2 separate regions of the Homo sapiens genome follow, and region 1 is linked to region 2. The links are chromatin contacts, found by Hi-C or POLR2A ChIA-PET in ENCODE. All regions are on one chromosome and are shown on one strand. The core of a region is the stretch at or near the end of the contact, and the rest is flanking DNA. Distances in the headings are between cores, read along the strand shown. Region 1 holds the start of ABHD17A (abhydrolase domain containing 17A, depalmitoylase). Region 2 holds the start of TMEM259 (transmembrane protein 259).

Region 1 (5,462 bases), core at 2,146-4,645, 860 kb before region 2:
CCCCTGCACTTCAACCTGGGCAACAGTGAGAGACAACATTTCAAAAAAGAAACAACAACGTAAAAAAGATGGGGTTTCACCACGTTGGCCAGGCCGGTCTTTAACTCCTGACTTCAAGTGATCCTCCAGCCTCAGCCTCCAAAGTGCTGAGATTACAGGCGTGAGCCACCATGCCCAGCCCTCATTTTTATTTTTTAGAGTCAGCATCTCCCTCTGTCATCCAGGCTGGAGTGCAGTGGTGCAATCACACCTCACTGCAGCCTTGAACTCCTGGCCTCAAAGAATCCTCCCACCTTGGCCTCCCAAAATGCTGGGGTTCAGACATGAGCCACAGCACCCACTATTTTCTGGGACAATTGGGACAGAGGCTCGATCACAAAGGGTCTCTGGGGAGGAGGAAGGGATGGGTGTCCTTCTGAGACATTTGAGTGTTTACAGCGTGCGTTTACCTTTCACCAGGTGGCCTTGGATTGGTGGGCCACCCTGCGGGCTTATCCTCCTCCCCTTGGATGGTGTCTCCCTGTGTCCCTGTGGGGGCTGTCGTTTACAAGTGGAGCTGGGCTTTCTGGTGCGGTCCAGCCCTGGTCCTGCCTAGCTCACAGTGGGAAGGGGCTGCAGGGAAGATGGGAGGGGGGAAGGAGGCTGGGGACAGGCCTCTTCTGGCCCTGGTGCTCAGAGAATTCACAAGGACCTAGGAAGAAGCCTGGACTTGTTTTGGCCTTTGGACCTCAGGAGAACCTCAGCGGAGGCTGGGAGCCTCGAGGGGGACAGCAGAGGCAGGGGAACGCTGGGGCAGCTCTTGACAGCCCCAGGGAGACCCAGGCAGCTGAGTCCTGAGCAGGGGCGCCAGAGGTCCAACAACACCGGAAAATCAGAAAATGAGGCAAAGCAGCCAGGTGCGGTGGTTCACGCCTGTAATCCCAGCACTTTGGGAGGCCGAGGCTGGCAGATCACTTGAGGTCAGGAGTTCGAGACCAGCCTGGCCAACATAGCGAAACCCCATCTCTACTAAAAATACAAAAATTAGCCGGGTGCAGTGGCGGGTGCCTGTTAGCTCAGCTACTCGGGAGGCTGAGGCAGAAGAATAGCTTGAATCTGAGAGGTGGAGGTTGCAGTGAGCCGAGATCGCGCCACTGCACTCCAACATGGGTGACAGAATAAGACTCTGTCTCAAAACAACAACAACCAAAAAAAAAAAGAGGAAAGAAAATGAGGCAAAGAAACCCTGGGCTATCTCTAAGTCTCTAGTCTTTTGAGCCTGATTCCTTCCCTGGCAGCTGTGTCCTGAATTTGAGGAATGAGCCCCTGGGGGCAGGATTGGCCCAGGAGCCTCAGGCTTATCTCAGAACAGTGGAGCTAAGATGAGAGTCCCTGGGACGGAGCGGGGGCTGCGGTTGCCTGCAGGCTGGAGGAGCATTTTGAGCTGGAAAAGGCACGAAAGCTGGGGGGAAGGCACATATGAGAGAAGGCCTGAAAAGCAAGGCTTCCCACCAATTCACACTCACACTTCCAGGCTGGGCCCCTTTGGTGTCTGCAGCCCTTTCTGCCCCTGTCCCTGTCACTTCCTTAGAAAGGCCTGCCCTGACCACGCTCTGAGATTCTCCAGTAACCTTCTTCCATTTTCTTTTCTTTACTTTTTTTTTTTTTGAGGCAGAGTCTTGCTCTGTCGCCCAGGCTGGAGTGCAGTGGCGTGGAGTAGCTGAGATTACAGGTGCGCGCCACAACAGCCGGCTAATTTTTGTATTTTTAGTAGAGATGGGGTTTCACCATGTTGGCCAGGGTGGCCTAATTTTTGTATTTTTAGTAGAGACAGGATTTCACCATGTTGGCCAGGCTGAACTCCTAACTTCAGGTGATCTGCCTGCCTCGTTCTCCCAAAGTGCTGAGATTACAGGCGTGAGCCACTAGGCCCTGCCATAATGCAATTTTTTTTTTTTTTGAGACGGAGTCTCGCTCTGTCGCCCAGTCTGGAGTGCAGTGGCGCGGTCTCAGCTCACTGCAAGCTCTGCCTCCTGGGTTCACGCCGTTCTCCTGCCTCAGCCTCCCGAGTAGCTGGGACTACAGGCGCCCGCCACCACGCCCGGCTATCTTTTTGTATTTTTAGTAGAGATGAGGTTTCACCGTGTTAGCCAGGATGGTCTTGATCTCCTAACCTCATGATCTGCCCGACTCGGCCTCCCAAAGTGCTGGGATTATAGGCGTGAGCCACCGCGCCCAGCCCATAATGAAATTTTTTTAAGAGACAGGATCTTGCTCTCTCGCCCAGGCTGGAATGCAGTGGAGTGATCATAGTTTTATTTATTTATTTATTTATTTATTTATTTATTTATTTATTTATCTGAGACAGTCTTCTTGCTCTGTCACTTGGGCTGGAGCACAGTGGCCCGATCTTGGCTCACTGCAACCTTCGCCTCCCGGGTTCAAGCGATTCTCCTGCCTCAGCCTCCGGAGTAGCTGGGACTACAGGCGCGTGCCACCATGCCCGGCTAATATTTGTATTTTTAGTAGAGACAGGGTTTCACCACGTTGGTCAGGCTTGGTCTCAAACTCCTGACTTCAGGTGATCTACCTGTTTCAGTCTCCCAAAGTGCTGGGATTACAGGCATGAGCCACCGTGCCCGGCCTAATGTAATATTTTAAAAACTAATGCAAAAGAATTTCTGATGAGCAATATATAAAGACTTTAAATAAGCTGGTCATGGTGGCTTGTGCCTATAGTCCTAGCTACTCAGGAGGCTGAAGTAGGAGGTTCACTTGATCCTGGGAGGTCGAGGCTGCAGTGAGCTATGATGGCACCAGCCTGGGTGACAGAGTAGACTCTATGTTAAAAAAAAGAGGCCAGGTGCGGTGGCTGATGCCTGTAATCCCAACACTTTGGGAGGCTGAGGCAGGAGGATTCTGGGGTCAGGAGTTCGAGGCCACACTGGCCAACATGGGGAAACCCCGTCTCTACTGAAAACACAAAAATTAGCTGGGCATGGTGGTGGGCGCCGGTAATCCCAGCTACTCAGGAGGCTGAGGCAGGAGAATCGCTTGATCCCAGGAGGCAGAAGTTGCAGTGAGCTGAGATCGCGCCATTGTACTCCAGCCTGGGCGACAGAGCGCGACTCCATCTCATAAAGAAAAATATTTTAAAACATTTCTAAATGTTGATGTCTGAGTTTTTTTTGGCGTCCCTGTAAATTTTGTTTTCCAGGCGAGAACTTTACTGGCCTCAACCTATTCCGGGTCCCCAAGTGAATGAAACCTAAGTTTGGCCCCGCCCACAGAGCAGCAGGCCACGCCCCTCGACATATCAGCCCCGCCCCCAGGACGCTAGTCGCGCGGTCGCTCTGTGCCTGCAGACCCCCGCCCCGCGCGCTCCTCGCGTCACTTCCGGGGCGGTGGTGAGAACGAGGCTCACTTCCGTCCGTGGGGGGAGCTGCGGCGGTGGCGGTGCAGGAGGCCGGGCAGGGGTGCGGAGGGACCGACGGACGCACGGGCGGGCGGCCGGGAGCCATGGAGCGCGGCCCTGGGGCCCGGGGGCGCGGGCCGGGGTGGTGAGTGCCGGGCAGGGGCGGGGGCGGGCGCGGCCGCGCGGGGTCCCGGGCCGGGCCTCGAGGGCCTGACAGCCCGGTTGGACGTCCCCGAGACCCCTGCAGTCCCAGGGCTTCCGCGGGTCCTGCCCGAGGAGCCCAGAGCAGGGGCGCGGACCGCGGATGAGCGTCTGTGATTGGGAAAGCCCTGTCCCCATCCATTCAGCCCTCCGGCGTGGGTTGCGCTCCCACCCTCCTGCGGACGCGGCCCTTGCCTTCGGGGAGCACCCGTCCGAGCCGCGGATTCCGCTCTTTTGCCCCGAAACTGCCCCCAGTCCGACAAACGCTTCGGCCTCTCGCCCCCCAAGGCAGCTCCCAGGGGCCCTCCCGAGCCCTGCTTCCCAACCAGCTCCCAGTCGCTGTTTCCCTTGTCAGGCTTCTTCCTGCCACCCTGACTCCTGGGCGGGCTTCCCGGCCTCCGCTCGCGTCCGTTCTCCGGGATGCAGCCCTTCTCCTATGTTGTCCATCGCTTGCTCGGGACTTCTTCGCGGCCCCGCCATTTCTCCCAGGATGAAGTGCAAACTCTCGGGGGCGCGACCTCACCCGTCCCAGGCTCTCTCTTAGGACCCTTCTGCTCACTTCTTCCTCCCAGGGTCTGCTCTAGCCAGGAGCCTGCTCTGTCACCTCGGATTTTGCTCCTGCTTGTCCCTCTGTCCCATCCCCCTGTCACCTGGCCCGTTTGTCTGCCCTCTGATATGGCCGCGCCTCCCCCCAGGCGGGTTTCCCACCCTGACTGGTTGAGTGAGGTGCAGTCACCGTCTCCCATATGTAGGTCATCTTCCAGTATTTTGGCTGCTCGGTTGCTTGCTGGTCCTCAGAACACCTCTAGCTTGCAGAGGGTTGCCCAGTTAAGTGCGTGGGAACGGAATTGGTGGGATTCAGGGTGTCAAGGGTGTGTGCCCAGTGAGTGAGGCGTCTGGGTTTGCACTCCCCAGTCCACGCCCATTAGTGACACTAGGGAGGTTCCAGGTACCTGTGGCTGGAGAGGAGAGGAGACTAGACTTTCCCTTCCCTGTCAAAGCTGGCGGACCTTGGGGATTCTTTTCCTCCTGTGCTTCCTCCTTAATTCTGTGCTGCCTACCACCTGCCCATTCCTTTAGTGAGTGGCAGGTCATGGTCCTGCTCTCATAGAGTTTCTGGTTTGGAGGTGGGGGGAGATCTGGCCAAACGTGTGAAAAATACAAGCTGTGGAAAGAGCGTGTAAGGGGTCCTGTCCCAGCTTTGAGGACTCTGAGAGCGTTGGCAGTGAGGTGCAAAGGGTGGTTGGGTTGGGCAAGGCTGTCTAGTGAGGTTGGGGAAGGGAGTTCCTGGCAGAGGAGCAGAGGCAGGAAGGGGCAATTTGGCTTGTCTTGAGGGAGCCAGGAGTGGCAGGGTGTGAGATGAGTGAGTCTGGAGAGGTCGGCCTGAGCCGGAATGCGGACCTGGCAGGCTGTGGGGAGGGCTTTGATCTCTATCCAGGGAATAATGGGAGGCCCCCAGGACACCCCAAGAGGGAAGCGGCTCCATTGCATTTGTGTCGTGAAAGATTGTTTGGCTGCTGGGGGAGAATGTCCTGGAGCAGGTGATCAGCAAGGAGGGAGGCTGTTGCTGTGGCTCTGGTGAAAGGTGATGGAGGCAGGGACCGGGCGGTGGCTGATGGGAGACAGGCAGAGCCACCGGGCTGGTGATGGACCGGCTCAGATCCAGTGGGTGGAAGGAGGTGTCAAGGATAACATCTTTGTTTCTGGCCTGGATAGTGGGGCCCTGGCCACCTCGGTGTGCCCCTTCGTCTCCGGGGTCTCCAGGGGCCTGCTGCTGTCCACTGGGCTCTCAGGACCCAGCTGCATGATGCCACCTAAACTGCAGGGCCCTCCAAGTCCCCAGCACCAGCGGGGCAGCACCGGTAGG
Region 2 (6,093 bases), core at 1-2,500:
AATAGCCGGGTGTGGTGGCGGAAGCCTGCAATCCCAGCTATTCAGGAGGCTGAGGCAGAGAATTGCTTGAACCCAAGAGGCGGAGGTTGCAGTGAGCCGAGATCACGCCACTGCACTCCAGCCTGGGCGACAGAGTGAGACTGCGTCTCAAAAAAAAAAAACAACACAAAACTTTTTTTTGGCGGGCTTGGTGGGTCACACCTGTAATCCCAGCACTTTGGGAGGCCTAGGCGGGCAAATCACCTAAAGTTAGGAGTTCGAGACCAGCCTGACCAACATGGAGAAACCGTCTCTACTAAAAATATAAAATTAGCCTGGAGTGGTGGCGCATGCCTGTAATCCCAGCTACTTGGGAGGCTGAGGCAGGAGAATGGCTTGAACCCGGGAGGCGGGGGTTGCAGAGAGCCGAGATCGCGCTTCTGCGCTCCAGCCTGGGCGACAGAGCGAGAATCCATCTCAAACAAACAACCAAAAAACCCAAAAACCATAGTATCCTCTTGTGTACGCAGCCGGCACTCAGTAAGTGCCCCTGAAGAGCACTTATTTATTCATTGCTGCGCGAAGCTACGGGGGCAGGTGGCACAGCGCCACGCAGGAGTAGAGACTGCCAGATTGTTCTACCGCCAACCTTAGTGGCGCCACAGGAGATGGACACGGGAAGACTATGACGTTACTGGCCCTGTGACGTCATGGCAGGATCCGGGCAAGAGAAGCCAAACGAGGTGACGAGCTGTAGACTACAGCAAAAATATGGAACGCTTCACGAATTTGCGTGTCATCCTTGCGCAGGGGCCATGCTAATCTTCTCTGTATCGTTCCAATTTTAGTATATGTGCTGCCGAAGCGAGCACGACTCAAGGGTTACTGTCACACCTATTTTAAGCCCTTCAATCAAATCATCTTTTGGTTAGGATAACTTATGGTCGGTTTCATATTTAGCATAATTTCCTACAGTGGTATGTTGCAGAACAACTTTCGTGCTTACGCTTACTTTGATGTCTTCGATCACGTAAAATCCCATATCTTATCGTAATTTTACCGCCTTATACTGGCCTCATAGCCGCGGTGGATTGTGGGTGCCAATATGCAAAAGAGGTGGCCCAGATGCAGGCCCGCCCCCTGGAGCGGCCGAGGTAGGGGGTGAGGCCTCCGCGGGCGCCGCTGGCATCCCAGCGTTCTCTGCGGGCGCAGGGGGGCCGCTCTTGCCCGGCGTGGCGACTCGCTAGCGTCAGCAGCGCCGCAGCCGGACGAGAAAGCGGAAGATGGCGGCGGCGGCCGGGAGGCCGTGAGGAGAGCGGCGGCTGCGAGGGCGGCCGATGGCGGCCGGGAGGCGCCCTCGGACACTTGCGGGTCGTTAGGGCGCGACGCTGGGAGGCATGTCGGAGCACGTGGAGCCCGCAGCTCCGGGGCCCGGGCCCAACGGCGGCGGCGGCGGCCCGGCCCCCGCGCGCGGGCCTCGCACCCCCAATCTCAACCCCAACCCCCTCATCAACGTGCGCGACCGGCTCTTCCACGCGCTGTTCTTCAAGATGGCTGTCACCTATTCGCGGCTCTTCCCGCCCGCCTTCCGCCGTCTCTTCGAGTTCTTCGTGCTGCTCAAGGTGACCGCGGCCCCGACCCCCGACCCTTGACCCCAGCGGCTGTCCCGACCCCCAAGTCTGCTACCTCCGACCGCGACCCCTGGCCCCGCTGGGGACAGCGAGCGCCACCCTGCACCCTGAGGCCTATACCCGGCCCTACCGATTAGGGCTCTCCCTCGCGACCTCTGACCCTGGGATTGGCCAGGGACACCGTCTCGTGACCCCATCCCGCCCGGGGACGTCCACCCGGGAAGGCCGGATCCCGCTGCACTAGAAGCCGCTGTTCTCTACTCTGGAAACCTCACTGTCAGCTCCCTCCAGGGCCCATCCTGTCCCCGGCGACCGCCTTTCCCAGGTCCCCACCTACCCAGGCTTGGAGTCCGGTCCTGGCCTGCGAGGTAGCACCTCCCGCCCTTTGACCCCTGACTGTGCCGCCTGAGACCCTCAGTTCCGAGGCCTCTCTCCCCTCCCAATGTGCTGGCCCAGAACCCAGCCTGACGCAGGTCTCCCTCGGACCAACCCCTGTCCTGGAAGTCGACTCCCCACTCCCCTCTCTCCCTCCTTGTAGCCTTTCAGCTGCGTTCCCCGCTCCTGAGCCTCAGGGGAATGTGACTTAGCTGAGGTCACCTCGCTAGGGTTAGCGGCAAAGTCACCGGCAGCAGCGTACCACCCCATCCCCGGCCTCTTCCTCCGCTGGGTCCCCACTCCCTTCCTGCTTCAGGAGCTCAGGTTGTGGGTCTGTCGCCCGTGCCTCCCCTATGAGGCACCGGCCTCCGCGTCTTGGGCTCTGTCCCCCTCCCGCCCTCCTCAGATGGCAGAGGTCTCAGCCGTGCAGGACAGGCATCGGCCTGACTCCCTCTGAGAAGGAGTCTTGCTTGGGTGACAAGAGGGGCTCAGTAGCAGCTGCAGCCCCTCAGAAAACAAGCTGGCCGGGGTCCTGGGCCACCTGGCGAAATGGGGACGTGGCCGTTTTCGTTCTGCATCAGAACACCGCCGCGCCGGGGCTTGGGGGCTGCTGAAGTTGCGCCGTGAGCTTTTTGGATCTAGCCTGCAAAGAGGGGTCCGATGCTGGCGGGCCAGGCTGCGATCGTGGGCAAGTTCCCAGCCTGACACAGGTTGGTCAGGAGCTGGCTGCTTTTTTGGGCTCGGCAAGTGGAGCTGGACCTTGGCCGTCCTGCGGACCTGGGTGTGGGTCCCAGCCTGCTGCCACTTCACGGAAGGCCCCCCAGCCTCCAGATCCGTGCCTCCCCAGGCCAGAGCTCAGCCCATCATCCTTCCCACCTTCCTCCCTGCAGCCCCCCAGAGTGGCATGGTCGCCTCAGTAGGCACCTGAGCAGGGCTGTGAAGGGTTACGCAGGCAGGCGGCCTTTCCCGGCTCTGGGGTCCACAGACGGGGCCTGAAACTGTGGACGGAGGCTGGTCTGTGGACGTGGGTTTTCCTTCCATGGAGTAGCCTGGGAACAGGATGGAGCCACTGTGTCCTTAGGCTTGTGGAGGGTGTGTGCTGGGTGCCAGGCCAGGTTCCCCCGACGGAGCTCAGCCTCCTTGGGAGGTGCATCCCTGTCGCCTGGGCCCTGGTCCCACCATGTCCCGGTTTGGAAAGGGATCAAGCCTACCCGGCTCCATCTCCAGGCCAATACCACTCACAGGTGGTCAGATGGGGCTGGGCCAGAGCTGGAGTTCCCCGTCTTCTGTGTAGGGTGGAGACTCTTGGGAGGTTCTCAGTAACCCCAATCCCTCCTCTCTCAGCAGAGGGCTTTGGACTGTGAGATCTCTGGGTGGTGAATTTTTTTTTTTTTTTTTTTGAGATGGAGTCTTGCTCTGTCACCCAGGCTGGAGTGCAGTGGTTTGATCTCGGCTCACTGCAAACTCCACCTCCTGGGTTCAAGCAATTCTTCTGCCTCAGCCTGCGGAGTAGCTAGGATTACCGGTGCCCACCATCACAACCGGCTAATTTTTTTGTCTTTTTAGTAGAGACTGGGTTTTGCCATGTTGGCTAGGCTGGTCTCAAACTGCTGATTTCAGGTGATCTGCCCGCCTCGGCCTCCCAAAAGGCTGGGATTACAGGCGTGAGCCACCATGCCTGGCCTGGGTGGGGAAATCTGTTCTTTGTGAATTTTCCACCCGGTAATCTGGTGGCACAGAATCTGACCCTGCTGCCTTCACTTTTACTTATCTGCAAAGTGCAGGCTGGAACTGCCTGATTTCAGAGGCTGCCTTGAGTTCCAGAAGGCTCCTCTGCTTCCTGCCTGCCTGGCTTCCGGGGGTCTCCCTGCAGAGAGCCAGGTCCTCCCTGGTATGATCCCTTCAAGGTGGCTTCATCCTGTGGCATCTGTGCAGCTGAGCTCCCAGCCCTGAGCTGGCATGGAGTCCCCCAGCTCTCACCCATGCCTGGGTGGCTTTAGGAAATGCCAGGATCTCCCAGCTCTGAGCCAGCATGGAGCCCCCCGGTCCCTCATCCATGCCTGGGTGGCTTTAGGAAATGCCAGGCAGTGCCAGGTGCTGGGGAGAGAGGAGGCGGCAGGGGCCTGTGTTCCAGGGGCCCTCGGGAGACCTCCATCCAGCCTCAGTATCCACCTCTGCTGGCCTTCATGGCCCTGAGCCCAGTGTGGCAGAGACTGTCCATCTTGGGGCACTGGGTGCCTGCACCTGTGCGGTTGGGCTCTGGACCCAGGTGACCACCAAGTGGATGCCCACAGGGTGAAGGGGTCTCGACTCAGCACCCCTGGACATGGGCAGGGGCCCGCGCCTAGCCACAGGGAGTAATGGGGCTCCTCTTGTGGGGTCGTGACGATTAAAGACGGGGTATGTGAGACCCCAGGGGCCCTGCTCTGAATGGGGGACCTGTCACATTGAGGCCACTGTGAGGCTGCAGTGGAAGGAGAGGCCCCGGTGGCCTGGAGGCAGGAAGCACCCCGGGTGGACAAAGGGGAGCCCCAGGTAGTGTTTCCTGGCTGGGGCTGAGGGCTCTGTGTCCCACCTGGGAGGAGAGTGTGGCTCCGCGGGCTTGTGTGTCCGTCGGTCTGTGGGTCAGTCAAATACCCAGAGAGCGGGCAGGCTGCTCCTGGCACTCCAGGTCTGTGGGGAGACAGGAAAGGAAAGGCCCACCCAGTGGCCGAGTGTTGGGGTGCCCTGAGAGCCTCGGCCAGAACATCCAGGAAGCTTCCTGGAGGAGGCGGTGAGCACGGCCCCAGGCTGGGGGAGGTGCTCCTGTGGGTGCAGCCGTGTGTGGGCTGACCCGGAGGAAGGAAGGGTCATAGGGGTGGGGTGACTCCTGTGCTGGGTGGGCAGGGCCTCCTGGAGGTGAGCCACAGCCAGTGGGATGGGGTGGGGTGTCCAGGCAGCTGGAGAGCGTGTGGGAAGGCCGTGGGGCTGGAGCATGTGGGTGCCTGCTGGGGAGCCTGGGTCAGGGACAGGGTCATGGAGTGTAGGGGACTGGACCACCCAGGGCATGCGAGTGGCTGAGCCAGGTTGCGGGCAGAGGGTGGCCAGGGGCCCATGGGAGCATTTGCAGGTGAGCTCCCTGGGGAGGGTTACTGTGGGCGTGGACGAGGCTGCCTGGGCGTGTGGCTCAGGGCCGGGCCTGGTGAGGTGGCTGCTGCAGGGTGGCTGATGACAGACAGGTCTTGGGGAGGAGGACCCGGGACTCGGGATGAGCCTGCGTCTGGCTGGGTGGTGCCTGCTCCTTGTTTTGTGGTGGGAGACTGAAGGGGAGCTGAGGCTTTGGCGGCAACGGGCCTTGTCCAGTGGGGCATTTTTCTGGTCATGCTCAGTCAGGGAAGAGGGGCCCTGAGCTCGGTCAGCACGGAGCACCTGATGGGGCAGAGACACAGTGACGTCTGAGTCATAGCGTCTGGTGGACTTGAAGTCTTTGACTGGAGTGTGTGCACATTGTGTGAAAACACTGGTGCCCTCTCATCACGTCCGCTGTCTTCATGGGACGGGTCACTCACACCAGTGCTGGGTGTGGCAGGATGTGTGTCCTGTGCCCTCTCCCGCTGACCCTGGACCAAGCTGACCCTGCCCAGGGCAACCCCAGGAGCTGCTCTTCCCCGTGGGGCCTTAATTGTGCAGACTGGCACTGCCCTGGCCCCTCCCTCCTGGCCATGTGACCTCAGCAGGTCCAGGTCTGTCGGGACCTCTGTGTCAGTTCCTCGTATATAAACCAGGGATGGTAACAGCCGTGCGTCCCTTGTGAAGCGTTGGACAGCCCCGACCTCGGCCCACTGTGTATCAGCACTTTTTGGAACATCTTGGCACAGGGTCCATTGCTGTCCTGGGCACAGCTCCTGCTGGATGTGTGGGCCTGGAAGGCAGAGCGTGGCCACCAGCAGCATCCACCATGGGCCTCGCGGGCCCCTCTCTCCTGAGAGTGCTGAGCCGAGGGGCTGTGGGGTCAGTGTCTCTGACCGTGACCCACCACTGGGCCCAGCCTCCGTGGCTCCTGTCCCCAGATGCCATATGGGGAAACGCTAGGCTTTGAAAGCATCTCAGGCTCCGGGGCTGCCCCCCT

What was found. Hi-C counts contacts between places; a loop is a spot of excess contacts on that map. ChIA-PET counts read pairs that join two places held with the same protein, here RNA polymerase II (POLR2A). Pooled maps may share reads with other maps.
Region 1: a loop to region 2 is called in a pooled map, with 4 times the contacts of the local background. The contact joins the promoter of ABHD17A here to the promoter of TMEM259 in region 2. A Hi-C loop is called at or near these places in 1 of 37 single-sample maps with no recorded cell type and 1 of 50 pooled maps. POLR2A ChIA-PET finds 5 or more read pairs at or near these places in 1 of 52 experiments (H1).

What each region holds. Positions count from the first base shown.
Region 1 is chr19:1,883,429-1,888,890 of GRCh38, reverse strand. It overlaps ABHD17A (abhydrolase domain containing 17A, depalmitoylase), which reads left to right and starts at 3,395. Exons shown (of 5, transcript NM_001130111.2): 1 at 3,395-3,539. RefSeq lists enhancers at 806-1,311, 1,312-1,816 and a silencer at 3,983-4,130.
Region 2 is chr19:1,016,280-1,022,372 of GRCh38, reverse strand. TMEM259 (transmembrane protein 259) reads left to right here and starts at 1,250. Exons shown (of 11, transcript NM_001033026.2): 1 at 1,250-1,601. The coding sequence starts at 1,377. RNU6-2 (RNA, U6 small nuclear 2) reads right to left here and starts at 851; the gene lies at 745-851. RefSeq lists silencers at 1,059-1,168, 1,329-1,398, 1,429-1,488, 3,747-3,966 and an enhancer at 2,764-3,363.